4 separate regions of the Mus musculus genome follow, and all the other regions are linked to region 1. The links are chromatin loops, found by intact Hi-C in ENCODE. Cell type or tissue: heart. All regions are shown on one strand. Region 1 holds the start of Fbxo28 (F-box protein 28). Region 2 holds the start of Degs1 (delta(4)-desaturase, sphingolipid 1). Region 3 holds the start of Srp9 (signal recognition particle 9). Region 4 holds the start of Trp53bp2 (transformation related protein 53 binding protein 2).

Region 1 (8,000 bases):
GTCTTTCTCAATTGCTTTCTATCTTTTTTTGTTTTTCTTTTTGATCCAATACCTCTCACTGGTCCTGTAAGCCAGCAAGCCCCAGGAGTTCTGCCTCCCCCTTGCTAGGACGCTGCAGTACCTGGCTTACTATGTAGGCCCTGGGGGGTCAAAACTCAAGCTCTTGTGCTTGCTTGGCAAAACTCAGTTTACAAACTGAGCTGTCTCCTCACTCCCAAAAAGATGAATCTTTAAAAATATAGGTGGGGCTGGAGAGATGACTCAGCAGTTAAGAGCACTGGCTGCTCTTCCAGAAATCCCAAATACAACTCCTAGTGCCTGCATGGCAGACATTGGATGAACATGGTACACAATTATATATTGTCAAAACACTCACACATAAAATAAAATAAATAAATCTGTTTTTTAAATGTAGGTGATAAAGAAATCCCAAAAACTTAAAGCCTCTTATTATTCAGGATAAGAGGCCACTTATTCCTTCTAAATACGAGTCTGTTAACATGTAGCAGGAAAAAAGTATATAGTTACAGCTTTCTCTTTTATACAAAAACACAACTCCTTCTGGAAGTATTGTTGAACACGTCAAATCTCCTCTCCCCATATCAGCTAGACCTGGCCTTAGCACATCTCCTAACACACACCGTGACCAGAAAGACAGAAAGATGGGTAAGTGGTGGGGAGAATAACACACAGCATCAGCAACACAGTGAACTGACTTTAATGCTTTGGATCAGAAGAATACAAGACCTCGTCCATAGCTGTGCATGGTGATGCGAGTCAGGGTCCTAGCACACCAGAGGGATGCAAGCTTCAGGCCAGCAAATCCCTATCTCACAAAGCAAAGCAAATAAACAAATAAACAGACAAACAAACAAATATGGCTGGTGTCTTAGTCAGGGTTTCTATTCCTGGACAAAACATCATGACCAAGAAGCAAGTTGGGGAGGAAAGGGTTTATTCAGCTTACACTTCCATACTGCTGTTCATCACCAAAGGAAGTCAGGACTGGAACTCAAGCAGGTCAGGAAGCAGGAGCTGATGCAGAGGCCATGGAGGGATGTTCCTTACTGGCTTGCTTCCCCTGGCTTGCTCAGAACCAAGACTACCAGCCCAGAGATGGCACCACCCACAAGGGGCCTTTCTCCCTTGATCACTAATTGAGAAAATGCCTTACAGTTGGATCTCATGGAGGCGTTTCCTCAACTGAAGCTCCTTTCTCTGTGATAGCTCCAGCTGTGTCAAGTTGACACAAAACTAGCCAGGACAGCCGGAAAGGTAGCTTAGTGGTGGCATGCGAGCCTATCATATGGAAGTCCCTGGATCCCGAGTCCCTGTCTCCAAACAAGTGACTACGCACATAAGTAAACTGAAGGTGCCACTCACTTCCTGCCTCAGTTTATCCTAATATCAGCTCTAAAGGAAGATCTCATTCTCTTTCACATCTCCCAAGCACGAAACTAGACACAGGTGAATCTTGAGAAGTGTGTGTCCATCCCCTACTGGAAACTGCTGTCTTGTAAAGCACTCCTGATATCTGGCTGGCATGAAACTACATTTGGAATTCAGAATTTCTCCTCAGAGTGCACCTGTTCGTTTTGGTCGGTAACTCTATCCAAAATAAAGGCCGACTTTAAAAATTAAAACCAGACTACCATTTGCTTTGAAATTCTCTTTGTGAACACTTTTAGGGGCTGTGGCTATAACTGGATGGTGGAGTATGTGACTAGCACACACAGGGCCATGAGTTCAATTCCAAGTGCTTCCAATAACAATATTATCCTCAAACAAGCATGGGGAATGTAACGGTTGGAATCTCATGTATATAAAGAGAGAAAAATTGGAATGAGCTGAGTGGCAGGAACTGCTTAAAATTAGTCCCAAACTTGTATTCTGTGGTTCAGACCAAAAGATCTGAGCATTAATCGGTGGTCCTTATACGGAGAGTTATGGGGAAAGGATTGCAGTTTGTAGGATCCATTCACACAGCAGCTGTGTGTAAGGAGTGGATTGACAAACCACAAGAGCTGACTGAGGGGATGATGGTCCACTTTTACAGGATGCTCTGTAAGCTCTTTTTCATGTGAGAGTTTCTATAATGTACTTAACTCGTCTCCTCTTATAGAAATTCTATTTCAACTTAACCCATCAAGAAAGCTTCTAACTTTAATAAGTCTAGGTAGAAAATCATTTCCATTTAGACTAAATTGAAATTGGTTCTCTGAAGAGGTAGCAACGCCCTAAGCACAAAAGTAAAATTACAGTCTATTAGTAGGGAGAAAATCAACGCATTATGAATATGCAAACGTCTGGAAAACAGTTAGACATAAAATACATATTGAATACTAACCAGCCCTCTGTGATGTGCGTGTGGTTTGAATGTGCTCGAGACGGCTCATGCACCGGAACTTTGGTTATCCTGGATGAAACCTAAGAACTGGAATCATGGGAGTCAAAGACAGAATCAGTACAGGTTCAAGTCTGTACGTTAGTCACTTTTCTGTCACCGTGATAAAATACCAGGACGAAGGCAAGTTACAGAAGAAAGAGTCCATCATGGCGAGGAGACACAGCATGAAGTGGCAAGCATGGCGGGAGGAGCTGGAAGCTGAGAGACCACATCTTCACCCTCCAGCACAAACCACCAGAGAGCAAACTGGAAGTTGAGTGGGACTATAAGCAATCACTGTCTACTAGTGACACGCCTCCTTCAGCTAGGCCCCACCTCCCAAAGAAACCCCAAAGCGCAAGGCCAACTCAGAACTGAGTGTTCAAATATCTGAACTTGTAGGAAACAATCTTACCCAAACCACCACCAAGTCCAACCTGACTTTGTTTACTTCAGATGCAGAGTGTGTATTTTTATGCATGAAATAATACTACATTATGCTGGGTCACCTATGGGGCGTCCTAGTAAGAGGCACGTGATGATCTTTCCTCCCACAACTTGTGGTGGTACTCCTAATCATGTGATTATAAGCCTGTTCCCTGAATTTCTGTATCATACCTTTCTTATTTTGTGATTAATGCATTACATGAGAAGTGGGTTATTTTGAGACTACGTGCTACACCTTACCACAGGCTTGTCTTCTGGTTTTAGCATCTTTTCATTGGTTCTCACCTAAATTGATTCACAGAGAATAAAAGTCTTTTTTTTTTTTTTTTTTTTAAGCACACAATTCAGGTACTGGAGAGATGGCTTAGAGGTTAAGAGCACTGGCTATTCCTCCAGTGAGAAACAATGCACCCATTAACTGTCTGTTGTCTTCCACACTTCCCTTATTCCCAACTTCCACCAACCACGAATCCACTCTGTTTCAGTTAAGCAGTTGTAAACCAGCCAGTTGTTGGTGCTGGAAACCAAAGGCCAGTGTTGGTGCTGGAAACCAAAGGCCAGTGTTAGTGCTGGAAACCAAACTCGGGTCTTCTGGAAGTGCACCAAGTGTTGTAAGCTCGCTTGTGCTCTCTCTCTCTCTCTCTCTCTCTCGCCCCTGACTCTATGGACCTGCCTACATAGGGCATTTCACATAAAAGTAGTCGTATGGTGTGTGACTCTGTGTTTTTATTTCATTAATGTGCTTTCAGGGTTTACCTGTTGTCTTGTAGTTTTAAACTAGCGGTGTTTTATTCCTTTTTATATGCTGCAATTATCACTGTGACTCTTGGGAGATGCTGATCTAAATACAAATTTCCGTCTAAACTTATGAAGGTGATATGGTTTTTATCATCCTTTGGCGAGTTGCTTTTAAAGAAAACTGCTCCATTGTCGTTCCTTTTATCAGATGAAAGGGACTATGACGACCGCCTTTCTTAGGGTTTGCGGAATCCTTGCTCGTTTCCACTCTAACAAGGCAGTCTCCGATTTTAAAGAGCTACAACGACCACCTCTCTTGAAGTGTGCACTATCTTCCCTCCTTTCCGATGGACGCACCGAAAGCTCGCCTCTCTTTCCAGCTGTCATCCCACGAGCTCCTCCCTCTCCTTAAGCTCCCCCCCCCCCAGGAGGAGGAAGTGACGCACAGGAAGTGTCCCGATCCCCTTACATTGGAGGAAGGAATCAAACTCCCAAGATGGCGGCGGCGTCTGAGGAGCGGATGGCTGAGGAAGGAGGCGGCGGCCACGGCGACGGCGGCTCCTGTTCGGCTGCCGGCTCCGCTCAGCGACAGCCCCCGGCGCCCCCGTCGCAGGCCCCGCCGCCCGGGTCCCAGGCACCCGCCGCGCCCGCGCTGGCACCGGACCACCTGCCCCAAAACAACACACTGGTGGCGCTGCCCATCGTAGCCATCGAGAACATCCTCAGCTTTATGTCCTACGACGAAATTAGCCAGCTCCGCCTGGTGAGGGCCGAGGCCTGGGGAGGACCGGCGAGGGCGGCGCGTTCCTGGGGAGGGAGCCCCGCCGGCTCGGGACACGGAGCGCGCGCGTCCCCGGCAGCCGGGAAGTGGCGCTGGCGACGGCCGGCGGGGTGCTTGCTGCTGCCGCGCTGGCATCGCGACCGCCGGGCGGGCGAGGCTCCGCTCTGCGCCTCGCCCCGCCCCGAGGGTCTCCTCGCCCCTAGCCCGGGACGCGCCCGCCTGCGAGAAGTAACGGAGCGGGGCTTGGTGCCCTCCGCCCGGCTGGACCGGCGACAGGGACTCCCGAAGGGGCAGGCGCCTGCCTCGACTGCCCGCTCGGGCTCTGGAGTTCACTCCCAAGTGGGCAGAGGATCCCAGCCAGGCTTGGGTTGTGTTGCAAGAATAGTGTGTATTGTCCCTCCAACCCAGGCTTTCTGCTTGAAAAGGATGAAGGGGGTTTGGCTGTCCCCCCCCCACCCCCCCCCGCTCCCCCTTGAGCCCCAGTTGCGGTTCTAAGATTGCAGTTGTGTTGTGCGTTTAAAACCCCAGAGCCTTAGTTGCTCACTAAAGTAGAGCCCTGGGAGATGATGACCTGACTGGCTTTGCCTCCCTGACACTCCTTACTATAGCGAAGCAACTTGTCCCCTTGTCAAGCTATTACCCCCTCCCGCTTGTTTGCTTTTTTTTTTCAAATGTGCTTCAAGCCCACCCTCCTGCAGTCGGAGTGGTTTACTTATTATACCCTAAAAATAACACATTGTCCTAGCCAAAATTTAAAAAGAAAAAAAATTGCCATTGGAATTTTACTACATCCCTGAGGTTTGACCGAAGATTTGATGAATTACTTGGTTCAGGAAGATATCTCACTTCCTACCGGGGTATTTCCCCTTAGGTGGTTAGGAAATTGGAGGAGGTGGACATTTTGAAGTGGTTGTGAGCTGGTTTGATGTAGTCACTTAAATGTGCTCGGGATTGTTGATAAAAGGACAAAGACATCTTTCTGAATGTGCTGTGTGTGGCGGTTACTTATTCATCGCTATGCCATATTTTAGCCCTATTCTTCCATCTCTAAATTGACCAGTATTGTGTTTCAAAGGAAATCATCTTTAAAAACAGCTTGCAGTCATTCATTCAAACTCCGGGGCAGGTTTTGTGTGTGTTTCCCCACACTCTGTGGAATGGAAAATTTCTTCTGTTTAGAGTAGGTATTTCAGAATACAGTTGTCCTAGATTTTCAAAGCATCATCCTAGGATTTCGTGTAGAGTGGTAAATATTTCCTTTATATTTTATAAAGCTTGGTACTTGACCAAAATGTATGCTGTATATACAATTGCGTTTGGCAATTGGGCATAACATTTGATTGAATTCAGCCAGCCAGCCAGACAATGGCTTTGAAAAGCTTGGAATGTTCACAGGTTTTTTGTTGTTGTTGTTAAGTGTTGAGAAAAACGGGGTTTTATTGGTTTGTTGGTCGTTTTTCCTTCTTTTCATTCATTGTTGTTTTGTTTTGTGTGTTACTGTTTGGCCACCAATCTGGAGTTCAGCCTTGATTCTACTAGATAAATGCTCTGTCAGCTTTAACTCTCATTTTTCCTTTTCTTTAAACAAACAAACAAACAAAAGTGTGAAGAGGAGAAAATAGACTGCTTGGAGACCTGAGGTGAAATGGGCCTCACAATTATTAATAATCATCATCTCTTTCATGTGAAATGTATAGCTGCATATTGTATCCTAAGCCTTTTCCTGGCTTGATTTGTAATTGAAAGCATTTTTCTTAAGGAGTCCCTATGGCACCCCTCCCTCCCCGCTCCCAGCCAGGTTTATACAAACCAGCGTGGTTTTAGAAACAGAAGGCGAGGTCCTTTCTTAATCTGATGTCACTGGGTTTTTATGGAAATTAAGGTTTTAGATTCATTGGTTTCAGAAAATACAATTCAGGTGACATACAGATGTACTTTCTTGTCACTAGGTGTCAGCATTAATTTAATTACGCTCTTTTTTGTGAAATAATAGAAAAGAGACATTGCCTCATTAGGCTCTTTGTACAGATCTTTTTAATTGAAGTGGTTATTTTTACCTAAATCATTTGCCAAAAATTCAAGAGACTTAAGTGTGTGTTGGCATCTGCTGTATGTATTACCTAAGTTCTTTTTAATTGTGTTTTCTTGAGTAAGCCCTAAGACTGGCCAAGTGCGGGAGGGAGCAGTGCTGAGAGCGAGCACAACTGGCTTCCATTCAGCTGCATGCTGACCCGTGGGCTAGTTGACAGACACACTGTTGAGATGGCATTTTGCTTGTTCTCTTCCTTCCAGTTTTCTTTCTTGCCTCATCCTGAGAGACCTCATGTTTCCCTATTCCTAACACCTAACTTACAGGGCAGGTATATAACCCAAGTACTTAATATTAATAGTCTATACTTTTGGACGAGATCTCTAGCCTGAAGTTGCCTCAGCTGAATTTCATTTATTTGTTCAGGTTAGTTGGTGATAGTACTTGCCTCCTGTAACAAATAATTGAGATTTGATTTTCCAGTCTACTGATTTCTCAGGGTCTGTCTTGAATGCCTTATTGAATTGGCTATTTTTCTACCACTAAATTTTGTTCCCCAAACATATGCAGCCTAGAAATCCTGGTCCCACAGAAATAGCTTTAAATAATTAATTCCTACAATGTATTAAAATGTATTTGGCTGAATACAACTTTTCAGATGAGGAGGTGTGTACTTTGAGTTGGTTGCTTTCCTGGTGCTTTGGCGTGTTAAGCAGACAGATCCCTAATAAGTACCTGAGATGCTTAGAAACAAGTAGTCAAAGGTAAGAATGGAGATTCCACCCTTAGAGAACAGAACAAACTTACCTTTGAACATGTTCTTTTGGCTCATGAACCGAGTGTTCTGTTGGGAGAATTTTCAAGATAGTAAAGATGCTGTCATTGGTTCCCCTGTAACTCAAGTGGTGTTCATGCAAATAGAGTGAAATTAGTATTTCAGAACATAAATGTGACTGTATCAAGAATTCTTGCTTGTTATCTGGAATAGAAATTTCCAGTTAGCAACCAAGTATATAAAAACCATGATGCTCCATCCCAAGATATTTGTCTGGATCACTCTAGAGAATTGAATCTGCTATTTATAGCGCCTTTCATGGGGTTTCTTCAAGCTTTAGAAAGCTGAAAGTTGTAGACTGGGTTGGTGGTAGGAAATATGAAGGACGATGAAGAGGCCTTTCCTTTTGCTTAGAATTGGGCATGTCTCTGACTTGTTCCTTACTGTATCCTAGAAGTTCCCGATCTTTTCTGTTTCAGTATACCTTTATATTCTTTAAAAGTCATGATCCTAAGAGGTTACCTTAGAAACTTTTACAAAGCACAAGAACACAAAGCACACATCCATTAGCTGTCAGTGTAACAATGCATCATAGTATTGCTGTATTGCTCCAGAAACCTCAACTGGATACCTGGGAGGGAGAGAGTGGGTCTCCGCTTCCTCGTTATGAGAGGAGTTGACCATGCACAAATAGAGCACTACCCGCAGAGGAACCTGCAGAGTCTGAAGACACGAAGAGGCTTGAGGAGAGGGATTGAGACGCGCTCAAACCTGGAAGAATAGTCTTGACTGCTATTGCTGCTAGGTGGCTTCCACCTGTGCCCTATTCCACAGAGTGAGAAGC
Region 2 (8,000 bases), 58 kb after region 1:
AGCAGGCTCCTTTGCCTACTGAGTCTTTTTTGCCAGCCCTTCCTGATACGAGTCCTTTGTTGACCACAGCATGAGAAATATCTCCCCACACCTTATGGTTTGTCTTGACTTTCCTTTGAAGTCCTGTTCTTCCGCAGTCTTGCTATAGAGCTGAGGGTGGCCTTGAACTCCTGATCACACGTCTACATTCTCAGTACAGGGGGGACAGATGTGCACTGCCAAGGGTGGCTTTCACATCCTACCTGCAGGTGATATCAGGATAGCATAATACTGTTCCCGCTGTGAGGCATTTAACCACTTGCTCTGGAATGAAGCCATCTTTTGATTACAGCAGAAGAGAGACAACCAAGGAGGGTAAGACAGCTGTGGAGTTCATAGATAACTGTGATGTCCACCTTAGATGTCCACCTCTATAAACCCCTCCTTCAGCTCCCTTCCACATGACATGCTGTTTGGCTCTAAGGCTGCCTTCTTTCTCCTACCAGTCAGAAGTAAATTCATTTACTCTAAGTATGAATTGAGTCTCAGTCTTTGGTCTTTCCCTGAGGATTTGAACACCACAACTCCATCAGTGACCTTCGAATAGATGGAGTGTTACCATTTTAACCTTGTGTAACCTCAGTTACATAGTGGCTTCATGGCCAGTGTGTGCTACATGAGACCCTGTCTCAACAACAAAACAAAACAAAAAAAAAAAAAACAAATAAAATCCATTTTTGAGACATTTGTATTCTAGGCTGGCTTCAGACTTACTAAATAGCTGAACTCGAACCCCTGGTCTCTCCGGAGCACCCAAGTGCTGGGATTGCACGTATGTGCCACCATGCCTGGCTTACAAAGTAGTTTTGTACATGAGTTTCCACCAAGTTGTCTTGCAAAATTCTTTTATTTTATTCCGGAAATGCAGTTGTTAGATTTCCTACATTGATGATGTCAAAGACAGTTAATTTTTATCAAACCAATTTTCTGGTTTTTGTTAAGGCCATCATATATATTTTTTTCTTCAACATACTTTTCCCCTTACACGGAGGGTGAATTGGGAGACAGAAGCATGAATAATTGTCTGGCTTTCTTGGGAAAACAAGAGAGTGTGAAGCTTCCTGGGTGACCCTCTTACAGTATGTAGATTAAGCAGTTAGATGAGCAACTAATTAATTGTTAAGTGAAGTATCTAAATCCACAGGCCTAAAGACCAACTTACAGAAGGCTGTTGAACCCCTCCTGGATAGGTAACTCAGCCAAGGGAAGGTGTTCCCCAGAGGCCAGACCCCCAGAAGGAAGAAAGAGGACTGTATGGGAGATAGGTTGGTGTGCAGACTCAGACTGGAGAACGTATGGCACACAGGATGCCAGCAGGCGACTGGGATGTAAGATGCTCTCAACTCTCTACAGGAGCAGTTCCCATAGGCTAATGCTTGCCAGTGTCATTATTAGATTTCAACTGAGTGGCTTTTGAAATGACATAAAAATAAACTGCTTAGCCCACCCTGGTGCGGCATGCTATAAATTTCAGCACTCTTGAGGCAGGCTGTCTCTGGGAGTTTGTGGCTAGTCTGATCTCCACAGAGGTTCCAAACCAGCCAGGGGTACATGAGACCATGGCTCAAAAGAAATACATTTTGAAAAAGAAGAAAAAGGAAAGGAAAGGAAAGGAAAGGAAAGGAAAGGAAAGGAAAGGAAAGGAAAGGAAAGGAAAGGAAAGGAAAGGAAAGGAAAGGAAAGAGGAGAGGAGAGGAGAGGAGAGGAGAGGAGAGGAGAGGAGAGGAGAGGAGAGGAGAGGAGAGGAGAGGAGAGGAGAGGAGAGGAGAGGAGAGGAGAGGAGAGGAGAGGAGAGGAGAGGAGAGGAGAGGAGAGGGCAGCTGGGTGGTGGTGCACACCTTTAACCCCAGCACTTGGGCAGCAGAAGCAGGAAGATTTTTTGACTTTGAGGAATTCCAGGACAGCCAGGGCTGCACAGAAACCCTGTCTCAAAACCAACCAACCAACCAAACAAACAAATAATGGAAACATTTAAATTATATGAAAGAGAGCTAGAGAGATGGCTTATCAGTTAAGAGCACTGACTGCTCTTCCAGAGGTCCTGAGTTCAATTCCCAGCAACCACATGGTAGCTCCCAGCCATCTGTCATGGGATCTGATGTCCTCTTCTGGTGTGTCTGCAGACTGCTGCAGTGTATTCACATACATGAAATAAATAATTCTTTTTAAAATTATATGAAAGAATGTGTCAAGTTCACCGTATGGCTGCTGGGAGACTTCTGGGAAAGCTATTTCTGTTTACTCCAGATAGAGAAACAGCAGCAACCCAAATAAATAATTCTATCCAGCTTGGCGCATGTCTTAGTGTTTCTGTTGCTGTGAAGAGACACTATGATCAAGGCAACTCTTATAACGGCAAACATTTAATTGGGGTTCAGTCCATTATCATCCAGGCAGGAAGTATGGCAGCATCCAGGCAGGCATGGCACTGGAGGGGCTGAGAGTTCTGCATCTTGTTCTGAAGGCAAGCAAGAGAAGATTGACCTCCAGGCAGCTACCAGGAAGGTCTTTCAAAGCCCACCCCTCACAGTGACATACTTCCTCTAACAAAGCCACACCTACTCCTACAAGGCCACACCTCCTAATAGTGCCACTCCCTGGGCCAAACATATTCAAACTACAACAGTGCACCAACAATTTCTTTGGTGATACTTACAGGAACATGAGTATCACCGGCATCACCAAACACCCAACTCCAGTGTGAGCTTGCATGGCTGGAGTCTGTTGCCCAACCTGCAGGCCGCTATACCCCTAAAGAGCCTTCGTTGCTCCAGGCCCTAGGCATATGTGTGTCAGTCAGAGGCCCTGTCATGGACAGAATTCACTTTCTGCTCCAGCCTTTTACAGTTTTAGGCAGTACCATAGCATAGCACAACACAATATAGCTAGAATATGTATTTTACTTCAGTTGTCTTATTTTCTCCTTTAGTGTGAACCTCTGGGAGAAAAGCACTATTATAAAAAATCATAGGGGTTTTGGGTTTTTTTCTTTTTATTATTTATTTGTTTAATTTATTTATTTGGTGGTGGTGGGTTTTGAACCCAGCATCTTACTGGGCACTTTATCATTGAACTCTGTCTCAAGTCTTTTATCTGTGTTGGGTGTGTGTATATGGAGGAGGCTGGGTTTTATCGGTGCACTTGCTCTGTAACCAAGGCAATCCTGGAACTTGTGATCTCTGCCTTAGGCTTCTGCTCAGTTGGGATCACACACAACTGGGCTAACATGCCCGGCAAGAATTTCTTAATACCTTCACCTACCCAGATGATACTTTAATTAAATAGCATCACATCAGGGGCTAGAGAGATGGTTCCGTATTTGAAGAGTTCCTACTGCTCTTGCAGAGTTCAGTTTCCAGCACCCATGGAAGGTGGGGTGTCTTTCAACGGCATGTAACTCAGCTCCAAGGGATCTGACACCCTTTTCTGGCCTCTGAAAGCAACTGCACCCAGATAGATAGATCTTTAAATAACATCACATCATTTTAACCCTTCAGAATAAATAAGACTGATACATCACAGCTGGCTAGTTTATCCTTTAAGTCCCTGTTAATTTGTTGGTTTTTTTTTTCTCCTTTATTAGAGAACACAAAATTCCCATATCGTTTCCTACAGTGAGATCTTGCTGATGGTATCCCATAGTTTAGCAGATTCCTCTGTAGTTTGTAGTTTTCTATACATGAGCAGTTGTACTTCCAAGACTTGTCAGACTTGGATGTCTGTCTCTCTGTGTCCCCACCTCTCCCGTTGTGGTATGCATGTGCAGTGGTGTGTGTCTGTGTCTGATTTATACTCATGACCACTTGGCTTCTTTAGGAAAGTCATCTGGTCTGCTAATCCCTAATCCTGTAATCTTAATCTTAATTAGCAGTTCCTTTCACTTCCAGGCTCCACGGAGAAGCCAGGGCTCTTAGTCCATCCACCTGCTCGGCCCGTGCTCCAACTCTGTGCCACACCTCTAATCCCTAAACCTCGTAAGTGAAGAAATGATAGGCATTTTGAAATCAAATCTCCCCTGCCTCCCACAGGAAGTTGCGGGTGATCACTTCTGTGACACGGGAAGATGCATGATTGAGCAACCATTAGTGTAGGGAAACATCAGAACCACCAACTCCACCCCATCTCTCCCTTCCCTTTTCTTTACTGCATTGTTCAGACAAGTCTGAAATTCCACTGGGAGGCAAGGGCAGGCCCACCGGCTGGAGGATAACCTAGGCTAGGTAGTGAGAACCTACTTCAAGAAACAAAAGCAAACATATGGGGCGGGAGGGGTGAGGAGGGGCGAAGACGGGAGAGAGGGGAGAGAAAAGCAAAGAGAAAAAAAAAACTTTTTTAAAAATTAGATTTTAGTTGCCACACACTCCAAATCTCTGGAGGTTTTAGTTCCAGAAGGCAACCAAACAGGGCTCGACAGATAATTTGCTATTAAAAGTTAAGCGAAATATGGGCTCGTTGCCACTTAATCAAAGCCAGTGATCTTCCGAACTCAAGGAGAGGTAGCCACCCCATGTACTCCACCCACTGAGGCGCTAAAGCGAGAGCCTTATCCAGCCGCAAATCTTTCCTTCTCTTTTCACCTTTTCCCAGGCTTCGTGAGCCTACAAGGTTCTTGGCTGCCGACCCAGGTCCCGCCCATCGCCTCCCACGAGGGGCGTGGTCATTGCGGGGCGTGGCCTGAGGCCCCGCCTCTGCCCGCGTCCCCGCGGCTTATCGACTAGAGCCGGGCCTCGAGCTGCCGCCGTCCGGACACGAGCCGGAGGCAGAGCGGGTCCACAGGCCGCAGCCATGGGTAGCCGCGTGTCCCGAGAGGAGTTCGAATGGGTCTACACGGACCAGCCCCACGCCGCCCGGCGCAAGGAGATCTTAGGTGAAGACTGGACCCCGTTATGTGCGCGTGGCCGCGTGCGGGCCCTGAGCGGCCTCCCGTGCGCGCCGTGCGAGCGCGGCCTCCGCGGCCCCTTCCAGCCGCTCCGCTGCTTGGCCGCCGGCGCGGGCTCCGGGCGGGCGGGAGAACCGAGGGATGAGGGATCAGCGCGCCGCCGCTCGCTGCTAGCCCTTCGATGGTCATGTGTTGGAGGCCTCCGCCGGCCTGTGAGCTGAGGGTCCCCAGGTAGGGCGATCCGGACTCGCCCCTCCTGCTCCGACAGTCGAGGGTGACCCCCGCTCCTGGTGGAGCGGTAGGCTCGAGCCCGGACGCCTGCTTGGCTCAGGGCGTGGTCCAGGGGCATCCCCGGCCCCGGGAGCCTCAATCACGTGGTCCAGTCAGCTGCAGGCCTAGCGGGGGACCAGGTTCGGGTGACCCTAGGCTTCCCAGACCGGATGGCTCCTGTGAGTTTTTATTCCAGTGATCTGCGGGACCGGCTGCATAGGAAAGGCGCGCAGCTTAGCCTCCCGGACCTTAGGACAGGCTAGGCCTGATTTAGGAGAGTATGGGGGGCGGAGGGGGGGTTTCCACGTGAGATAGAGAGGTCTCTTATCCCACGTAGGCTGCTCTTAAGAATAAGGACAAATTGTTGGGTATGAGCTTTGCATATATGAACCAGTTCAATTTTTCCTTTCCAGTACTTTGCCTGAGCCGGCATTTTAAAAGATGAAGTAATGTTTAAGAAGATTCCAACATCTTCATAATTAGACTGCAGCCAAAGAGTCTGCCTTTTTTCTTTTCTTGGTGCTAGATATAGAAAGTTGTTTTAGTTTGTTTGTTTTGATTTAATTGAGAGAATCAATGAAAGGCCTTTTAATATGAGGAACTGCCTCATATCCACCATTTTCACACTCTTTCTTAAAAATATTTGCCTAATGGGGGAGGGGGCGGCGAGGCCCTGGTTTCTGCAGTAGTTGCTAAACTTAGACATTACTTGTTTCGCAAATCAGAGTGACTAGCTGCCGTTCAAATGGACTTTATTTTTCTAGTGGAATTCACGTTCAGGGGATCCCTGGTGCTAGTAAGTTCTCTACCATTGAGCTGCACCCCTGACTTCTGACCTGGAACTTAAATTGAGTGAGCCTCAGTCATTATCACCAGCTGTGCTGTCAGGTGCTTTGGGCTCTGGGGTTTCCGTATAGTCATTGCCTCTGCCTCATTACGGTGATAAATGTCTGCTGCTCCAGGGAGGGAGGGAGGCCTTTGGCTGCTGGCTTATCGGTGCTCACCGGTGCTTTTGGGTGTGTGGGGAGGGGGGAAGGGGGAGGTGTCTGGTGAAATCATGCCAGAGGGGTTTGAAGGAAAAAAGCTGATCCCCCTCATGTCAGCCTGGAAGCTGGGGGGCAAATGGAAACGTCCTTTGGGGCCTGCTTTCAGTGCACACCTCCTCCTATGCCTTTTATTCTGAGTCCTTTGAGGGGTTAATATGTTGATAAGGTCAGAACATTCAGGATCCTCACTGTGACCAGATCTGCCAGCTGGGGTCCAACCCTTTAATATGTGCGGTGATACCACATTTTGCTTAACATTCCTTTGATAGACATTTGAGCTGATACCCCCTCTCAGCTGTTTTTAATAGTGTTCCTTTGAATGTTCATGTACAGGGCATGGATTCGTTTTCGTTTGGGGGTTGCTGGCCGTTCTTTCTTTAGCATTTTGGTTGAATGTCAGACAGTCTAAACCATTTTACATACTCATCAGGCAGTGTATGAAGATTCTGGTTTCTCCACAACCTAGTTGTTACCTGCCTTTGGGTACGTGGGCGTGTGGGTGTGCCCCCACAAGTGCATGTGCGTGCACACACGCCACAGTGTGCACTGTGGCTGTCAGGAGTGTGCTGTCTTTCCATCTCGTCCTCTCTTGTTTCTGCCTCTGCTGGGCATGCCAGGCTCGCTGGCTTGAAAGCTCACGTGGCTAAGCTCTTGCTCGTCTCAGCACTTAACCTCTCCTCTGGTGATATGAGGCCCTTAGACTATTGGGTTTGGGGAGTTTGTTTTTGCCTTGTTTCCTTTTCTGAGACAGGATCTTACCATGTAGTCCAGACTGGCCTGGAATTTACTAACTACCTCAGCCTCCTGAGGGCTGAGGTTATGTGTGTCACGATGCCCAGGTGTTTTTTTTAAAGTGTGGTGAAGATTCAAAACAGAATTCCCTGGAGGAAGCTTGGTCCAAAAGAACCGTGGAAATGAGAGTTTTTGTGATTTAGAGATCCTATGGAACAAATGTTACGTTCTTTCCTGTGTCAGCTGAGCTAACTTCATGGTTATATACGGTAAACGTGCCAGAGCTTGGCTTACAGAGATGGCTCAGTGGCTAAGGGCACAAGAGCACTTGTTGGCTCTGGCAGAGGACACAGGCTCAGTTCCCAGTGGTACATGGTTGCGCACAACTAACTGTAACCAGCTCTAGGGGGATTCCATTCCCTCTTCCGATCTCTGCAGGCACCAAAGCACCACATGGCTCACAAACATACATGCAGGCAGAACACTCAAACATATAAAGTAAATAAATAATCAAATAAATCTTAAAAGAAAATATGTGCAGGCTTTGTCTAAACGTAAACGTAATTCTTTTAGTGTAAAAGAATGTGGACTGTCCAGATTAATTCTTCGTGCATAAACTGTTGTATCATGCTATTTTGTGACTTCATTACCAGAACATAGTCTTTCCCTTTAGAAAATAAATATCTCATAAAGTCTGTCAGGGGGAGAATTATAACTTAGAAAAGGGAAAAATCTAATTGCATTAATCTGAGTGTATTAATTATAGTTGCTGAACTATGGTTTGCTTTTCTTTCTCATTTCCTTTATTTATTTATTTATTTATTTATTTATTTTTTCTTGCAGCAAAGTATCCAGAGATCAAGTCCTTGATGAAACCTGACCACAATCTGATCTGGATTGTAGCCATGATGCTTCTCGTCCAGCTGGCTTCATTTTACTTAGTCAAAGATTTGGACTGGAAATGGGTCATATTTTGGTCCTATGTCTTTGGCAGCTGCCTTAACCACTCCATGACTCTGGCTATCCATGAGATT
Region 3 (8,000 bases), 220 kb after region 1:
TTAAAGTTAGTTCAGTGTGGCAACCTGAAGGATTTTAACTGTTAGATAAAAAATACTGTTACAGTTCAAAATAAGCATCCATTTCAATAGAGTCACAGAGACAAAAAGGTCAAGGTTCCTGTCTAGTTAAGAACTTTTAATTCAACAACCAAAATAATCAATACAAAACAGAGTGAATTAAAATAAAGGTCCTAGAAAGGCAGCCTCTTATTCGGGAAATGGAGATGATCCTGGAACCCCAGGAGGCATGGAGGACCTGGGGCCAGGAGTAAGAGGTGGAGGCAGTGATCTGGCAGCCGTGGGGGCTGTGATCAGACGAGGCCAGGGAGCTCTTGGAGGCAAAGCCAAGACAAGGAGTGGGTCCCCGTCACCAAGGTAAGGACATGAGGACCAAGTCGTGGAGCTCCCAGACTACTCATCTTCCCTGAGCACATCCCTCCCTCAAGGGAGGTTCTAAAACCCTGCTCATACAGAAACAGACGCTTGGCGGCCGGTGGACAGGTTCAAGGCTTTTGACACTACTGGGAACTACAATGGTCATGTTGGTCTTGGTGTTCCATGCTCCAAGGAGGAACCCACAGCCATCTAGGGGCCGCCATCTTGGCCAAGCTCTCCATTGTCCCTATTTGGAGAGGCTACTGGGGAACAAGACTAGCAAGCCCCACAATGTCCCATGCAAGGTGACAGGCCACTGTGGCTCTGTGCTGGTGCATCTTATTTCTGCCCCCAGAAGCACTGGCATTGTCTCTGCTCCTGTGCCCAAAAAACTACTAATGATGGCCAATATTGATAAGTGCCATTAATCAGCCAGGGGCTGCACTGCCACCCTGGATAACACTGCCAAGGCCACCAGTGGTGCAACCTCCAAGACCTACAGCTACCTGACCCCTGACCTCTGGAAAGAAACTTTGTTATTCAAGTCTCTTTATCAGGAATTCACTGGCCACCTTGTGAAAACCCACACTGGAGTATCTGTTCAGAGGACCCAGGTTCCATCTGTGGCTATCATATGAGGGTTTTTATACAAGAAAAATAAAGTGAATTAAGTCTATTTAAAAAAAAAAAGTCCTATAAAGAAAAATACTGGTAAAAGTGCTAAAGGAAAAAGAGGCCAAGAACCACTTTTCTTGGGATGTGGCTTTGAAAATACATGTTTTGTTTTCATATAGAGAAGGCTGAAGAAAGTATAAGCACTCTGAACAAAGAGCTGATGTATCTATGGCTTCACCAAGTCTGAAGCCAGAATGACTGAATCAAGACAGTGCGACTGGGAGTCAGGACTTCATTCAGTAATCAATGAAGAACTGGTTTTAAGCAGAGGACACGGCAGTGTCGGTATTCTCAGACCACGGTAGCAGAAACGTAAGGGAGGGACTAAAAGGAAGACAGAGCAACCACGGGCTCTTTCAGCTCACCAGCAACAGCATTTCAGTTCAAGCCATAAAGGGAAGAGTAAAGGGTGAAAAGGTACATTGGTTCCACACTGAATGTGCTGGGTACAGAAAGCAGAATTCCCGCACACAAATCCTAGAGACCAACAAACTGTCTTCGTTAGCCCTACGAGGACCAGAATGGACTGGAGTTCAGATCCAGGGTTTATACTTAAGTTTGGAGGCCACAAGGATTTTCTCCTGGACAGATCTGGCCAGCTCCTCCTCTGTGTCTCCTTCTCATCACAACTCCCTGACACTTCTACTTTCACTGGCCCCGCAACTACATCTTCAAATAGTCACTCAATGTGTGCTGGTGTATCTACAGTCTCTTTACTAAATGCAGACACTGTATACTGTTGTCAGTATCAGGCCCTTCTGGACAAACCTTATACCACCTTACAGCACACTGCCCAACTGAGGAAATGAACCACATGAAAGTACATACAAGAAGCCACCACTGTCACAAACTACACAATTTCAAAAATACCTAATCTACCTAGCCATTTATTATCACTTTAATAAGATCATTAGTTTTAAATGTTGCCTTAAAAAGGGAGCCTGCAGCCGGGTGTGGTGGCACACGCCTTTAATCCCAGCACTCGGGAGGCAGAGGCAGGCGGATCTCTGAGTTCCTGAGAAATAAAAAGAAGGGCCGGGGGAGCTAACACCCAGAGTTCAAGATCACTCTCATCTCCACAGGACATTAATGAGGCCCATCTAGGACGCATGAGAAGATAGGAGCTTAAAAATACACAAGGATGGTTCCGAATGTTCTACTGTCTACTCTGGTCTTCCTGTGGTTCTAATGCAGGTAGACACAGATTTGGCTCCCAGCACCCACAAGGTGGCTCACACCCATGCCTAACTCCATTTCCCGGGGATTCAATGCCCTCTTCTGACCCCAGCAGGGCAGGCACCCCATGTGCACAAGCAAACACTGACATACGTAAGAATTAATGGACTGACCTTCTTAAAAGATGCTTCCTGTGGGCTTGGAGAGATGGCTTAGCTGCTAAAGGCTATGCTCACAACCAAAAGTAAAAGATGCTCCCTGTAAAATCCTGTAGTAAGTACTGCCACCGCAAGCTGCCAGTACCAATATATTTTTGATTTTTACTTACATGTGTGTGTCTGTGTGTGTACATGTTAGTGTGAGAGATGTGTGGTCAGAGGGCAAATTTAAGGAGTAGATTCCCTCTTTCCATCCTTAAGTGAGTTCTGCATGCTGAGTGTCTCTGCAGTCTCATTATGATACACACACACACACACAGAGTTCGTGTTATGCACTGAGCCCGGGTTCTTGAGATTGTTAGCTGCTCATCGGTTTTTTTGTTTTTGTTTTCTTTTTCCTTAACGTGTATATTCATAAAACATGCGTCTACCATACCTTCAACAATCCTTTAAGGAATGATGAAGCTGACCTTTGTGTCCCCCTCCCGGAACTTGTTCTGAACTGCTGAGATGGGACTGGGTAGTTTGCTTTGGGGAATGAAACCGCTTGCAAACATTTATGTCTAACGTGAGAGTGCAAACAGTCTCCATGTTTCAACTGGTCCAGGAAAAGACTAAAAATCCCCACTATCCAAAAAAAAAAAAAAAAAAGTAGAGCAGGTGCTTCCTAACTGGGACGTACAGTAGCACCATTTTATAAGCTGGTACTCTCGGGTCTGGGTAGGAAAGGAAAGGGGCACTAAACTAAGCGACGGACAGGAAAGCGACGGTGCAGGGGGAGGAGCCCACTCAGCGACACGTAAACCAACCAGATCCCGAGCGGAAGTTAGGAGCTCCCCCGGGTGCAGGCCGCTGTGGGGTCCGGCGCTGCGGAAACCGCCCTGCCTGTAGCTGCTGGGGTCGCCTCGCTGGGTCACTGGGTCTCCGGGTCAGTCGGAAGCAGACGAAGGGACAGTGGCACCGGGTGGGCCGACTGTTTCCTGGGCGTGCTCAGGCCGCGCCAAGGGTAGAGAAGCCCCGGGCCCCAGGGCGGTCCCTGCAGCGACTCACCTTCATGGGGTCCGCCAGGTAGAGCTTCTCGGCCGCCCGGCTGAACTCCTCCCAGGTCTGGAACTGAGGCATCGTGGCTTCAGGCAGCGAGGAACAAGGCCGCGAAGCGAGTCACGGCGCTGTCGCCCCGGCGGCCCGCCGCTCTCCCGCAACCGCCCACAGCGCTGCACTCCGGCGGCGCAAAGACGGAGGCTCACGAGCGCTCACGCCATTGGCCAGCCTCGGCCGCGCGCCTGTCCAATGGGCAGGAGGCGTGATGTCGGGGGGCGGGGCCTCCGCTCTGAGAGGTCGGGAGAGGAGAGGGCGGCTGCCACAGCGCCGCCTGCAGGGCTGGAGGGGATAGTGCCTGTGCTGCCTTTCCAAAGACTAAGGAGCTCTGTGACCTGGTACCCAAGTCACAGTCGTGGTGATGACAAGGCGCAGCTGTCACACTCAAAGCCTAATCAAGGAGTTGGGGAGACATAACGGACGCGCAACCAAAAACTTTCTGTGGTAGACTTTTGTATCGGGTCAGTGGAACAAAAAGGAGCAAGGCTCCCAGAGGTGAGACAAACTGAATAGGGAGTAGAGAAGGGCGAGACCTCTAGGCACATTTAAGATCTGCAGTGTACGTGTACTTAAGAGGAACAGTAGTGTTCAAGGGAATGGAGGAAGAGAAGAAGCACAGAGAGAAGGAAGCTACACTGTGGCATCTGCTAGGATACGAAATTTGAGTCTTTCCCTCAGGCAGAGTGTGACACAGGACAGCTTTTAAAAGAAATTTTATTGGGGTATATAGTTTATGTGTGCAGTAAACATCGGCTTTGAGAATATACGATCATGGATTCTGAAAAAAATACATATACACACACGTCACACAGCCACAGAGCATATACCTACTTGCCTAATGTCATAATCAATATATGGGGGTATTTTTCACCTCTAGAAATTTCTTCATGCCTCCTTGTAATTCATTTCCTCTGTCTTCACTCCTGGCCCCACGAATGTTTACTCTTACTAAAAATTACATCCCCCTGTCCATTGAGCTGCTTTTTCCCCCTTCCCTTCTCCATCTTGCTCTGCCCCTCCTCAATCCGGGCCCAAAGGTTTGTTGTTGTTGTTGCTGTTGTTGTTTTTATTTTTTGTTTCTCATTACAGATGGTTGTGAGCCACCATGTGGTTGCTGGGATTTGAACTCATTCATGACCTCTGGAAGAGCAGTCAGTGCTCTTAACCCTGAGCCCTCTCACCAGCCCCCATTGATCAGCTTTAAACAGTTTTGTTGGGTTTTTTGTTTTGTTTTGTCTTGTATTGTTTTGGGTTTTCAGTGCTAAGGATTGTGCATTCTAGACAAGGTCTCTGCCACTGAACTTAGCCACATTCTCCTCCCCATCTTGCCTTCCTCTTCCCTATCTTTTTCTTTTCTTTTTCTTTCTTTCTTCTTTGTTTGTTTGTTTGTTTGTTTGTTTTTCAAGACAGGGTTTTTCTGTGTATCCCTGGCTGTCCTGGAACTCTCTCTGTAGACCAGGCTGGCCTTGAACTCAGAAATCCGCCTGCCTCTGCCTCCCAAGTGCTGGGATTAAAGGCGTGCGCCACCCCTGCCCGACTTCTTTTCTTTTTCCTTCTTTCTCTTTCTTTTTCTTTCTTTCATTTTTTCTCTTTTCTTTCCTTTCATTCATTTTCTTTCTCTTTTCTTCCTTCTTTCCTTCCTTCCTTTTTTTCTTTTGCTCTTTCTTTTTCTTTTTTTATGTCATGAGTTTGCGGAAAGTCCCAGCTATTTAGTCCAAGGCCAAACTGGGCTACTTAGAAATAAACAAGCAGGGCTGGAGAGATGCCTCAGCAGTTAAGAGCACCGACTACTCTTCCAAAGGTCCTGAGTTCAAATCCCAGCAACCACATGGTGCCTTACAACCACCTGTAATTAGATCCGATGCCCTCCTCCGGTGTGTCTCAAGACAGCAACAGCATACTCATAATAAATAAATAAATAAATAAATAAATAAATAAATCTTTTTTTTTTTAAACATTGAGCAGTCTCTGGGACAAACCTTCAGTCCTTTTTTTTTAAGATTTATTTATTTATTATATGTAAGTACACTGTAGCTGTCTTCAGACACTCCTTACACATGGTTGTGAGCCACCATGTGGTTGCTGGGATTTGAACTCCGGATCTTCGAAAGAACAGTCGGGTGCTCTTACCCACTGAGCCATCTCACCAGCCCCCCTAAATAAATCTTTTTAAAAAAAGAAATAAGCAAAGAAAAGAAAGGAAGAAAGAAACAAGAATGATGGCAGTCCTAGCAAGAGGCCATCATGGTACCTGGGCTAAATAGATAGCAATTATTTTGATTTTTTTTAAAGGGGGTGAAACAAAGGGACTCTGAAGTCAGCCTCCCGGGGGATGCTTGAAGGTCTGCTCAAACATTAGGGCTTTACAGCTCAAGTTCCCAGGAGGCTGGGTGGTTAGCTGAGTCATCTCTACGAAGGTTAAAGTCACTTGTGAATAAGATTAGCTTCAGAAGAAGGCTTCTATTCCCTTAGAACAAGGGACATATTGCAGGGGCTATGGGGACGCTGAAGAGCAGAAACAAACGAGACGAGACAAAGGACAGTCCAGCAGAAAGGCCTTCTTGGAAGAGGAGTTTGTAAACATTTTTAGCAGTGTACATAACAATGAGTTTCGTTATGACATCTTCACACATGTCCACAATGTGCCTTGATCATGTTCACACCCTCTAACCCTACCTCTTTTAGATTGGTCCCAGCAAATATTTTTTTTCCAACAAATCTTAATATTCCCTCTTTCACACCTGTACAAGTCAAAGGGCATAGTGTTGGGGTTTAATCAAAATGTTGGAGTCCTCAAAGCCCCCTTGCTTATCTCTCCAAGGCAGAGTCAAGAGAACCAGGCTTCGGAAGTTACTACAAACCCTTTCGTTTTACAACCCTACAGTCAAACCTTACTATAATATTGATTTTCATTTAGCAGACAAACGACTGGCTATGTTTGTGAGAGAGTTTCTAGATTAGGTTAATTGGCGTGGAAAGATCCATCTGAAATGTGGTGGCTCCATCCCATGGGCTGGGGCCCTGGGCCATAAAAGGAGACTGTGAGCTGAGCACCAGCATCCACCTCTCTACATCCTGACTGGAAGCAGTGTGACCAGTCACCGCACACTCCTGCACCCACCCCACACTGAGCCATCTGCTTTTCCTTCCTTAGGTGGCTTTTGTCTGCCATGATGTCACAGCGGTGCGAAGAGCGCTTGGTACACTAATCCCAAGGGCTGTGAGAGAAAATAATCCTTCCCACTACACTAACCCAGGTCTACAAGCTCCTCTCTCTACTTTCCCAAGCTGAGGCTACCTGGTTCATGAATAGTAGCTGTTTTATGGATATAAGACAGGGACATTCAGAGTATGCAGTAGTGAACTTCACAAAGAGCATAGAATCTGGATCATTCCAAGTGACTTCACATCAGCCCCAAGAGCAGAACTAATTACCCTCACCAGAGCCCTCTAGCTTGGAGCAAGAATGAGATTCACACAGATTCATCCTGTGATTTCTATGTAACCCACACCCGTGTAGCCATCTGGAGAGAAAGGGGCCTCTTTACTGCCTGTAACAGCTTGGGTAAACATGCTCCTGAGGTTCGGACCACTCTAGAAGCCACCCAGACTCTAATTCAGATGGGCTTATGCATCTCAAAGCCCACTAAAATGGCCACTCGGACATCTCTCATGGGAACACCCAAGCAGGCTAAACAGGCAGCTGAGCCTTTACCGCAGACTGTCTAAATTCCCAATCCCGATCCCGTCCTCCTAGGTCCCAAGACCAGGGTTTCACAATCACTTCAGAGACAGAGTTACAAAGCCCAGAAAACAGACTGCTGCTCTCTGGATCCTCCCAGTGAAAGCCCTTCTTATTGGGCCATATATTTGAGGGCGAAATCCCTCCAAGTTCTAATAGAGCCTGTCTTCATAGACACAGTGTTCCTTAGACATTGTGATGTGTCTCTAAAGCCTGCCCTACTTGGGAGGCCAATGGGGGGTGGGGCTTAAACCTGCTCCCCCTATACTTGTGTGCAGCGTAGAGAAACCACGCTCCCTCAGTACAGGAAGAAAGTTGGCAAGCGAATTTTACTTATATGCACCCATGCAAAGGAAGCAGATACCCACTGAGTGCCCTCTCTGGATAGACAAAGGCATTTCCCACCAAGAAGAAAGTGTCTCAGAGGTCGTCAGCATCCTTACAGACACTTCATTTCTTGCTTTGGGCTTTTCCAGTACCTACAGTCTGATAATGGTCCAGATTTCATTACCAATATGTTCACACCACCCGGCACCGTTAGTACTCTGCAAAGGTAGAAAGAGGAGTTCCTGGAACTCTTAATCGGCGTCTCCCAAGCTCACCCCGACAGTAGTCTTGGCAACTTGACAACTCAATAGTCTCCTCTCAACCTCTCTTTTAAAATCCCAAATTACCCCAAGACTACCACTCATTTGACTCTTTCAGAGTCCTTTATGGTACAACTTTCTCCATGTTGACCGCTTCTTATTAAATCCTGAAGATTGTTATCAATCTCA
Region 4 (8,000 bases), 67 kb before region 1:
TCAACTATGAAATCAGTTTCTCCTCACTAAGTGGCGGAGAGACCACAGAGAAGAGATGCTAACCATGGCAGGTATCTGAAAATAAGAGTGACCGTCAACCCCACTTGCACAGCACCCTTTCATTAGCTCCGCTGTGACTCTACTTATTTTTAGTTAGCCTACTAAAATGCATCTTCACTGCTGGGTCTGTAGCCAATTATCACTTCATGTGCCACAGAAAGGAAAACTACTTGAGTCTGCATTATTTGGTAACAAAACACATGAATACCATTTGCTTGCATATATTTAATATAATTCAGTAGAACTCAAAAATGCCTTCCAAAGCAAACCAAGGAATGTACTCAGTGCCACAGAACTACACTTGAAAATAGCTAGAACCATACGATGATAAATTATGTATATTTTACATTTAAAAAAGTGTATCAAGGCAACTGGTCTTCGTTCTGAATGCCTGTCTTTTCATTAGTGCGACGCTTTTCCTGATAAACTGGTTAGTTTTCCAAAGTAATAATGAAACAGAACAAAACCTTACTCATACTAGACTTCAACTTCAAGCATAGTAAAAGCTAAAGAAGAAAACCATAAAGAAGAAAATGGTTTTAAGCCAGTGCTGGGATGGCCTGTGTCTGTTAGCCCAGCACTCCAGATGCTGCTGCAGGAGGACAGCTGTGAGCTAAAGAACAGCCTGGGCTGCAGAGTAGGTACCACACCAGCCAGATACTACATACACAGCAAGACCCTCTCTCAAAGAACCGAAATGTACTTTTACGGGCTTAGTAGCTTAGTGATGAAGTGCTTGTCTAGCATGTATACAAGATCCTGGTTGGATCCCAAGTACCACACACACACAGAAGTTTTATTTTCAAGTACCCTAATAACACAAGTATAAAGGCATATAAAACTAAGGCTTGGGTGCTGGAAAGATGGCTTAATCATTAAGAGAATTTGTTATTCCTTCTTACAGAGGTCCCAGGTTCAATTCCCAACACGTACCTAGCCACTCAAGACCATTCATAACTTATTTTTCAGGGGATCTGATGACCTCTTCTGATCTCTGTGGGCACCAGGCACACACATGGTAAACAGGCATACATAAAATAAATCTCTTGTAAAAAGAACACAAGGATGCTAAATGAAAATGTATCATATTTTTATCTATCACAGACTAAGAATCTCATGTTTAATCACTGTTGCTAATTCAGGGTGTTTTCTAGCAACTATTCCAAGCCAGGCATCGTATTAACCCCTTCCTTCATAAACAGTGACTCCAATCTTCCAAAGCACCCTGAGAATTGGCATTGTATCACCCCCAAGATACAGATGATGAAGATGAGAGACAGATTTTTCTTAAACATCTGGGATCACTAATGCTGTGCAAAATTCCAAAGCGCATCAAATTTCAAAGCTAGAATAGCATGCACACTACACCTTTCCTAGTAAGTCTACTCTGACACCAGGAAAGCAGTCAAAGCCACCAGACTTGCTGAAGTGACTTTAGTCCCAAGATTCAATAACTTTTTACAAGAATTCTGATCATCTGCTATGTGGTTTGGAGAAAAACACCCCTACATAAAACAAAAAAAAAAAAAAAAAAAAAAACAAAGGATACCTTGATTTAAACTGATCTTTCAGGAAGAAATCATCCTGCAATTAAAACCACCTATTCTTTTCCTTTCTCTGTTCAGGGGAAGCTGATGGCAAGCTGCAAAGGTTTTTTCACAACAGTGAGATAAAAACACAGGAATAAAAAAGTTAACAAAACAGTCTATCATAACCAAGGTATGCGTTTTAAGATATTCACATCACAGCCCTAACTTAATAAATGAGACTAAACCATTAGTTACAAAATGCTAGTAATTCCAAATTTCTTGACTCTTAGCAATTGTAACCATCCCAAGCCACCTAATAACCTAATAACCAAAATATTATATATGTGTCCAACCTAGAAAAATTTAGGAACACCCTCCACAACGCAAAGGGGCAAAGAGACAGTATAGTATATTCTGCACGTGTAATTACAAAAAAACCAAAACAAAATAGAACATTGAAACACAAATTTTAACACTCTTTCTTGGATTTTATAAAAGCAAAAAAATTAAGTTGTTTTAAGTTTTTATCGTTTTGTTTTCTTAAACAAGTGATGCGATAAGAACGTGAGTTGATGAGGGGTTTAGGGATGGATATGGCTAAAATACGTGACCTTTCAAAGAATATATAAAAATTATTTTTTAAAAAAGGACTTAGGTTGACTGCGATTAATCCTGCTTGAGAGGAGAACAAATACAACACCCACGAGGAAATAAATACACGGCTGCAGGAGCCACCATAACCAGTCAGATCTTGTGCTTGCTAAGGGGGCTTTTCAGAAACACCTCCATTCAACCTGCAAGTCACCTGTGACGCTGGCCAAGTCAGATGCCAAAAGAATTCACTCATCTTTCTTAGAGGTCTTGCAGAAAAAAAGCTGGGGGAGCGGGGCACTGAAGTTTTCCTCTGAACTAAAACTTTCAAGGCTGCATTTACTAAAACCTGTTTCCACAAAGAGATAGATAGGGTGACATGGCTGCTATCACCAACATCAGATCGAAATTCAAGTTAAAAAAAAAAAAAACTGGCAGAAAGAAAAAGAAAGGCAAGCCTTTTCAAGCGCTATGCTTCACTTCAGTAAAAAGCCTCAAAACAATTCAAAGAAATAGGCTAAGAACAAGGTTCCCCGGCTCTTGACCTTCAAAACAAGCTTCCCCAAAGGTCTCATCCGAGAAGCAAAGTTTGGAGCAGCGGCCCGGGCTGCCGCACTGCCTGCGGGGCAGCATCGCGACCGTCGCGGGGACCCAGAGGGACGGAGCCTCAGAGCCTCGAAGCCCGAAGCTCCACCGGCTCCGCTGACCCGGCCCCCCCGCCCTGTACACTTCCGGGCCCCAGCACGCCCACCCGCTTACCGGCATCATTTTGGACCCGAACCGCATGGAAGCGGGGGTCTGGCGGCGGCCTGGCCGAGCAGAAGTGACCCGAGGGTCGCGGGCCCGGGGAAGCCAAGCGAGAACGAGGCCGCGCGCCCGGCGGCCGACCTGTTGCGAGGCAGCGGCGCTGGAGTCCCCTCAGCGGACCGGGACGCCACCGAGTCCGGGGCCCAATCCCCTCGCCCGTCTCCGGGACGCGGCTTTGTCTCGGCGCTCGCGACTCCCACCTCCTCCTCCTCCTTCTCGCCGAAACCAACTAATCCCGGCCGGGCCCCCACCGAGGCGCGCTGGCCCCGCCCCCCACGAAGCCCCGCCCGCGGCGCGCCCCAAGGCTTGAGGTAAGGGGGAGCGGAGCGCCAACCGGGCGGCGAAGGCGCATGCGCAGATGCTGGGGGCGGTGCCAGAGGGGGCGGGAACCTTTGCTCCGAGGGAGGAAGATGCAGGCGGCGGAGCTGCTCCTGAACGCGCCTCCAGGCGGAGCCAAGGCACGGGAGGGCGGCGCCGCAGGAGAACAATAATCGTAAAACGCGGGGATGGAGCCCAGGGCTGTGTCCCTCACCTCCTTGGCGGTTCCGAGTTGCTCAAGAGAGTTGAGCCCTTTGCCTTAGGAACCATGAACCAGCCACAAGGCGCCGGACGCCGAGGGGCCTGGGCGGCGCCGCCTCACACACCTGACTCAGGGCGCCCTGAGGGATCCGAGCGCCCCACAAGATGGAGACCTGCGAGTCCGCCGGGCCGGAGCACGTTCCTGACAGAAGGCGCTCTCGGATTTGTCCTCATCCCTCAGGCGATGTCCAAGACCCCCCTCTGAATGGCCTGTTACTTCTATAATGTAAGAAGGGAAAAGCCCTTCAGTGTTGAGAAGTGGGGGGGTTCCCTGTGTTTTGAACAGCACGCTCAAAGGATTTGAAAATGGGTAAAAACAGCTTTCTGGGGCGCTCTTCAGCTCATCACGACCTGTAAACACTTTTAACACAAGGACCATTTTTTGGAGCCGTCGAAGCTCACGCTGGGAAATTGGCAGTAGTTCGCTTTGATAGGGAGGCAGATAGTCGAGTCCATTATCCAGAGAGACATAGGCTTCAGGAACACTAACTCCACGAAGCTCATTTCACGTCAAGTAACCCGTGCAAGCTCATTTGGAATCAGAGGACAGAAGAGTCCCCAAAACGAAATGAAATGAAGCACCAGAATGTATACAGCTTCAAGAATGGAGCCAGCTGAATGTGGTAGCGTGCACTAGTAATCTCAGCGCTTGGGAGGCTGAGCCAGGAGAATTGCAGTGAGTTCCAGGCCAGCCTGAGCTGAAAGAGTAAGACCTTACCTCAAATGACACTTTTATAAAAATTAAATATAAATTGACCTGTGTGTGGCACAGATCTATATCCCCAGGTACTCAGAATGCTGAGGCAGGAAAATCCCAAATTTAAGGGTTCCCAGGGCAGCTTTAGCAGAATAGGTCTCAAAATGTAAACGGGGGGGGGGGGGTCCCTGGAGTCAGACATAGTTTAGTGATAGAGTGTTTAACATGAATAAACTCCTGGTTTTAATACAAAGCACAACAGAAAGAATGAGCACTTATTGTTTGTCGTCCCAGCACTAGAAGGCTGAGGCAGGACGTATCAAGAGTCTGAGGCCAGCCTGGGCTACATGCTCTGTCTCCAAATAAATAAACAACAAATAAAAGAATAATTATTTTTTTATTTTAACATATCCCTTACCCAAAAAAAAGAATCATCCAACTCCCAGTTAACATCATCCCAGCTACTCTATCATCCCAGCTACTCTATCTAAACATGAAATTAAAACTGATACAACTAGAATTACCCTGGGTTAAGTAAAGGAAGTCCACACCTTGACTTACTCAGTAAAATGTATCAAAATACTGTAGGTCTTCTAAGTACTGTGGATCCATCAATGAACAAAACAAAGCTGAATGGACAATAAAACCAGTCTACATACAGTCACCCAGAAGAAAAAAAGAAAAGAACAAGAAAAAAAAAAAAAAAAAAAAACTCTTTTTGTGTTGTTGTTTGGTTTTTGGTTGGTTGGTTGATTGGTTTAGTTTTTCTAGGTAATGTCACTCAGTGTAGCCTTAGCTGTCCTGGAACTCATAGACCAGGCTGTCCTCAAACTTACAGAGATCCACCTGCTTCTGCCTTCTAAGAGCTAGGATTAAAGGTGTGCACCATCACTGCCCAGCTCAGTAAAAGAATTCCTATTGTTCATTAATGCTCCAGTTCTCAGTGGATCAAGGAATGGGACACTTACCCCATTACTACCAGAAAACTGACTGCATACAACAGTACATTATGTTTAATATGAGCACTGCAACACTGGGTTGGTTAAATAATAACAACAACAATAATAATTTTGTCTGTGTAAGTGCACACAGACATATATGCAGGCAAAACACGAATTCACATGAAATAAGCATAAATAAATCATTAGAAGTTAAATAAAAATGATTTCGGTGGAAATAGAAGCAAGGAGCGAAGAATGTGACTAATAAACTCCAGTTGTTTGTTTTTACTGCTGTTTGCACAAATGCCCTGCCCACGGGAAGGGAGAGAAAGGGGATGGTTGCTGGCAGTTTCTCCTGAAACTCATTCCAGCCAACTGAGAATTTCCAGATGCCAAATAGCAGCTATGTTTATAGTTGAGGGATTTTTTTTTTTAAATCATAGTAGCATTAAACCAAAGAAACCTTGTCTGTGCCTTCATTCACTCCCTTCAATTCTGTGTAAACCACACATAGCTGTTAGGTGAGTTAGTTGGTCAGATGAGCTAGCTGCCTTCCCAGCTTCTCGCTTTTTCTGTGTTCCCACCGTCACATTCTTACTCCTCCAAGAGCCTCAACTTGGTTCTCCCCACCCCTTAATTCTGTATTTGAGTCCAAGAAAGATAAATGAAATTACCACAAGCTGGTTGGGGAGGAGCTGCCTTCGCTCTTGACCTCACCCCACCCTTAGGCACAGTGCATTACCTATCTGTTTGGCTTGTGTCTTCCCCATGCTACTCTGGCCCATTTCCCACAGACGTTCCAAACCTTGACTCCTCTCCTCCCCTCAGAAGATGCATTTCCATGTTACTTTGTCAGTAAGATATTGATGACAGATCTTGAACCTTTTCATTTCCTTCTCCCCTCGGCCCCTCAGTTGTCTTACTCTTCCTACTTCTCTCATTGATTTGACTATTTACAATCATTTCTTCGTATCCATGGAGGACTGGATTCCCCCTAGATTCTAACATTTTCAAATGCTCCATCCCTGGCATAATGAGTATGGCGGCACATGCTTATAATCACAACACTGGGAGTGTGGTGCCCAAGGATCAAGAGTTTGAGGCCAGCCTGGGCAAAACCCAATCAGTCAATCAAATTGCATACAACCTATACATATCCTCCAGTTTACCTTAAATTAGCTATGTATTAGTCATTCCATTTGATACAATGCTAATTCCTTACAATACTTACTATCCTATAAAGATAATAGGACAAGGAAAAAGACCACTCTATACAAGTTCAGGTCTGACACAAGTTTTCCCTGAAAATATTCAAGTTGAGGTTTGGTTGACTTTGTATATGCAGGGCCTGTAGAAATGGAGAGCAAACTGCATTCTTATGTGCCCATATTTTGCCAGGCACTATTCTAGATTTTAAAGGCAATGGAGGCCCTTCTTGAAGCTGATATTCTGAGTAGAGATGCTGGACAATAAGCAAATGAATGCTGTAATCCTAAATGCTGTAGGGAAGAGAAAGCAATCAAGTAAACTGAGTTGCATAGTGTGTTTTAGACAGAGTGACCAGAGGAGGCCTGGGAGAAATAAATGGATGGAGAGTCAGACTCTGGGTAGTGGGAACAGCCAGGCAAAGGGGCCCAGACTGTCTTGTGTTTGGCATCCTAAAGGAGTGAAAGGGGCAAGGAGCTGTACCAGATGGAGACTGGTACGAGCCAGAAGATGGGGTGAGGGCCTGGAGCATCCAGGACAATTTAATGCTCCAGTTGTCCTTCCTAGACACTCCATCTATACAGCCTTTTAATGTATGTTTAAGGTTATGGGTACAGTATATATATCAAAATATGTATACAGTGTCTTAATGATCAAATGAGAGTAACTAGAATATCTTCTCCTCAGACATTACTTTGTGCTGGAAACATTGAAAATACCTCAGTAATGAAATACACAACTAATTGTTGCCAACCATAGCTATTTTTACAGATTCCTTGACCTATCAACTTATGCAATCTTTTCCTGCATTCTCCTTAATTAGCAGTATTAAAAGGCAAGGAGACCAGGTTGAAGTTCATATTCCCTGCTTTAAGTATAGCACTTAAAAGGGTGGGAAGGCTTCTTTGCATCTTTGAAGTTCCTACCTAAATGTGACTCTTGAAAGTGCCATTTGATGTTTCTCAAGAGGAACTGACCTCTCCGTTGCATGGTGCCACCTAGCCCTGGCCACATGACACAGACAAAAGCTTACATCCAACTAGATTCGATGGAAAGAAATACACTTTAGGCAGCTTCAGCCTTAACATTGCACCTAGAGCATGGTGGGAACTTTTATAAATGCAACATTGTTGGTACTTATCACATCTCCATCTGCCTCCCTCCTGTGCGTCTGCCTCCTAGGTCTATGGACTCTTTTGATGCTTGCCTTTGGCAGGTCTTCCTGCATTTCTACTTCCCATCAACCTCTAGCCTAGTGGTTCTCAACCTTCCTGGTGCTGTGACCCTTTAATACAGTTGCTCATGTCGTGGTGACCCCCAACCTCAAAATTATTTTTGTTGTTATTACATAACTATAATTTTGCTACTGTATGAATTGTGATGTGAATATTTTTGAAGCTAGAGGCTTGTCAGAGGGGTCTCCATCCACAAGCTGAAAACCACTTCTCTAAGCAGTTGCAAACTACAGGCCATATCTGCTCTCCACCTGTGTTTATATTGCTTCTGAGTTGTTCGTTTAGCAGTACTGATGATGGAACATAGGAAAGGACCACTGAGCTGTATCTCCAGGCTTCTTTTCACTTTTTACAT

Evidence for each region. Hi-C counts contacts between places; a loop is a spot of excess contacts. Peaks named below come from ENCODE experiments on the same cell type or tissue, not always from the same donor. Only the 100,000 strongest peaks of a DNase experiment are listed, where the experiment ranks them.
Region 2: a loop joins it to region 1, with 5 times the contacts of the local background. A loop is called at or near these places in 8 of 42 quality-filtered maps.
Region 3: it touches region 1 in a loop (3-fold over the local background); 3 of 42 quality-filtered maps call a loop at or near these places.
Region 4: a loop joins it to region 1, with 4 times the contacts of the local background. A loop is called at or near these places in 7 of 42 quality-filtered maps.

Annotation. Positions count from the first base shown.
Region 1 is chr1:182,337,657-182,345,656 of GRCm38, reverse strand. It overlaps Fbxo28 (F-box protein 28), which reads left to right and starts at 4,051. Exons shown (of 5, transcript NM_175127.2): 1 at 4,051-4,334. The coding sequence starts at 4,068. In heart, a CTCF peak has its summit at 4,298; a DNase peak (open chromatin) is centred at 4,036; H3K4me3 peaks cover 2,394 bases; H3K27ac peaks cover 1,604 bases.
Region 2 is chr1:182,279,528-182,287,527 of GRCm38, reverse strand. Degs1 (delta(4)-desaturase, sphingolipid 1) reads left to right here and starts at 4,727. Exons shown (of 3, transcript NM_007853.5): 1 at 4,727-4,906; 2 at 7,810-8,000. The coding sequence starts at 4,825. In heart, no CTCF peak of the experiment used is centred here; DNase peaks (open chromatin) are centred at 4,157, 4,737 and 5,287; H3K4me3 peaks cover 3,160 bases; H3K27ac peaks cover 2,783 bases.
Region 3 is chr1:182,120,410-182,128,409 of GRCm38, reverse strand. It overlaps Srp9 (signal recognition particle 9), which reads right to left and starts at 3,673. Exons shown (of 3, transcript NM_012058.3): 1 at 3,435-3,673. The coding sequence starts at 3,506. It overlaps Gm33725 (a long non-coding RNA gene), which reads left to right and starts at 3,644. Exons shown (of 3, transcript XR_373761.4): 1 at 3,644-3,977. It also overlaps the pseudogene Gm17968. In heart, a CTCF peak has its summit at 3,756; DNase peaks (open chromatin) are centred at 3,309 and 3,679; H3K4me3 peaks cover 1,988 bases; H3K27ac peaks cover 1,428 bases.
Region 4 is chr1:182,404,390-182,412,389 of GRCm38, reverse strand. It overlaps Trp53bp2 (transformation related protein 53 binding protein 2), which reads right to left and starts at 3,223. Exons shown (of 18, transcript NM_173378.2): 1 at 2,940-3,223. The coding sequence starts at 2,966. In heart, a CTCF peak has its summit at 3,444; a DNase peak (open chromatin) is centred at 3,309; H3K4me3 peaks cover 2,867 bases; H3K27ac peaks cover 2,074 bases.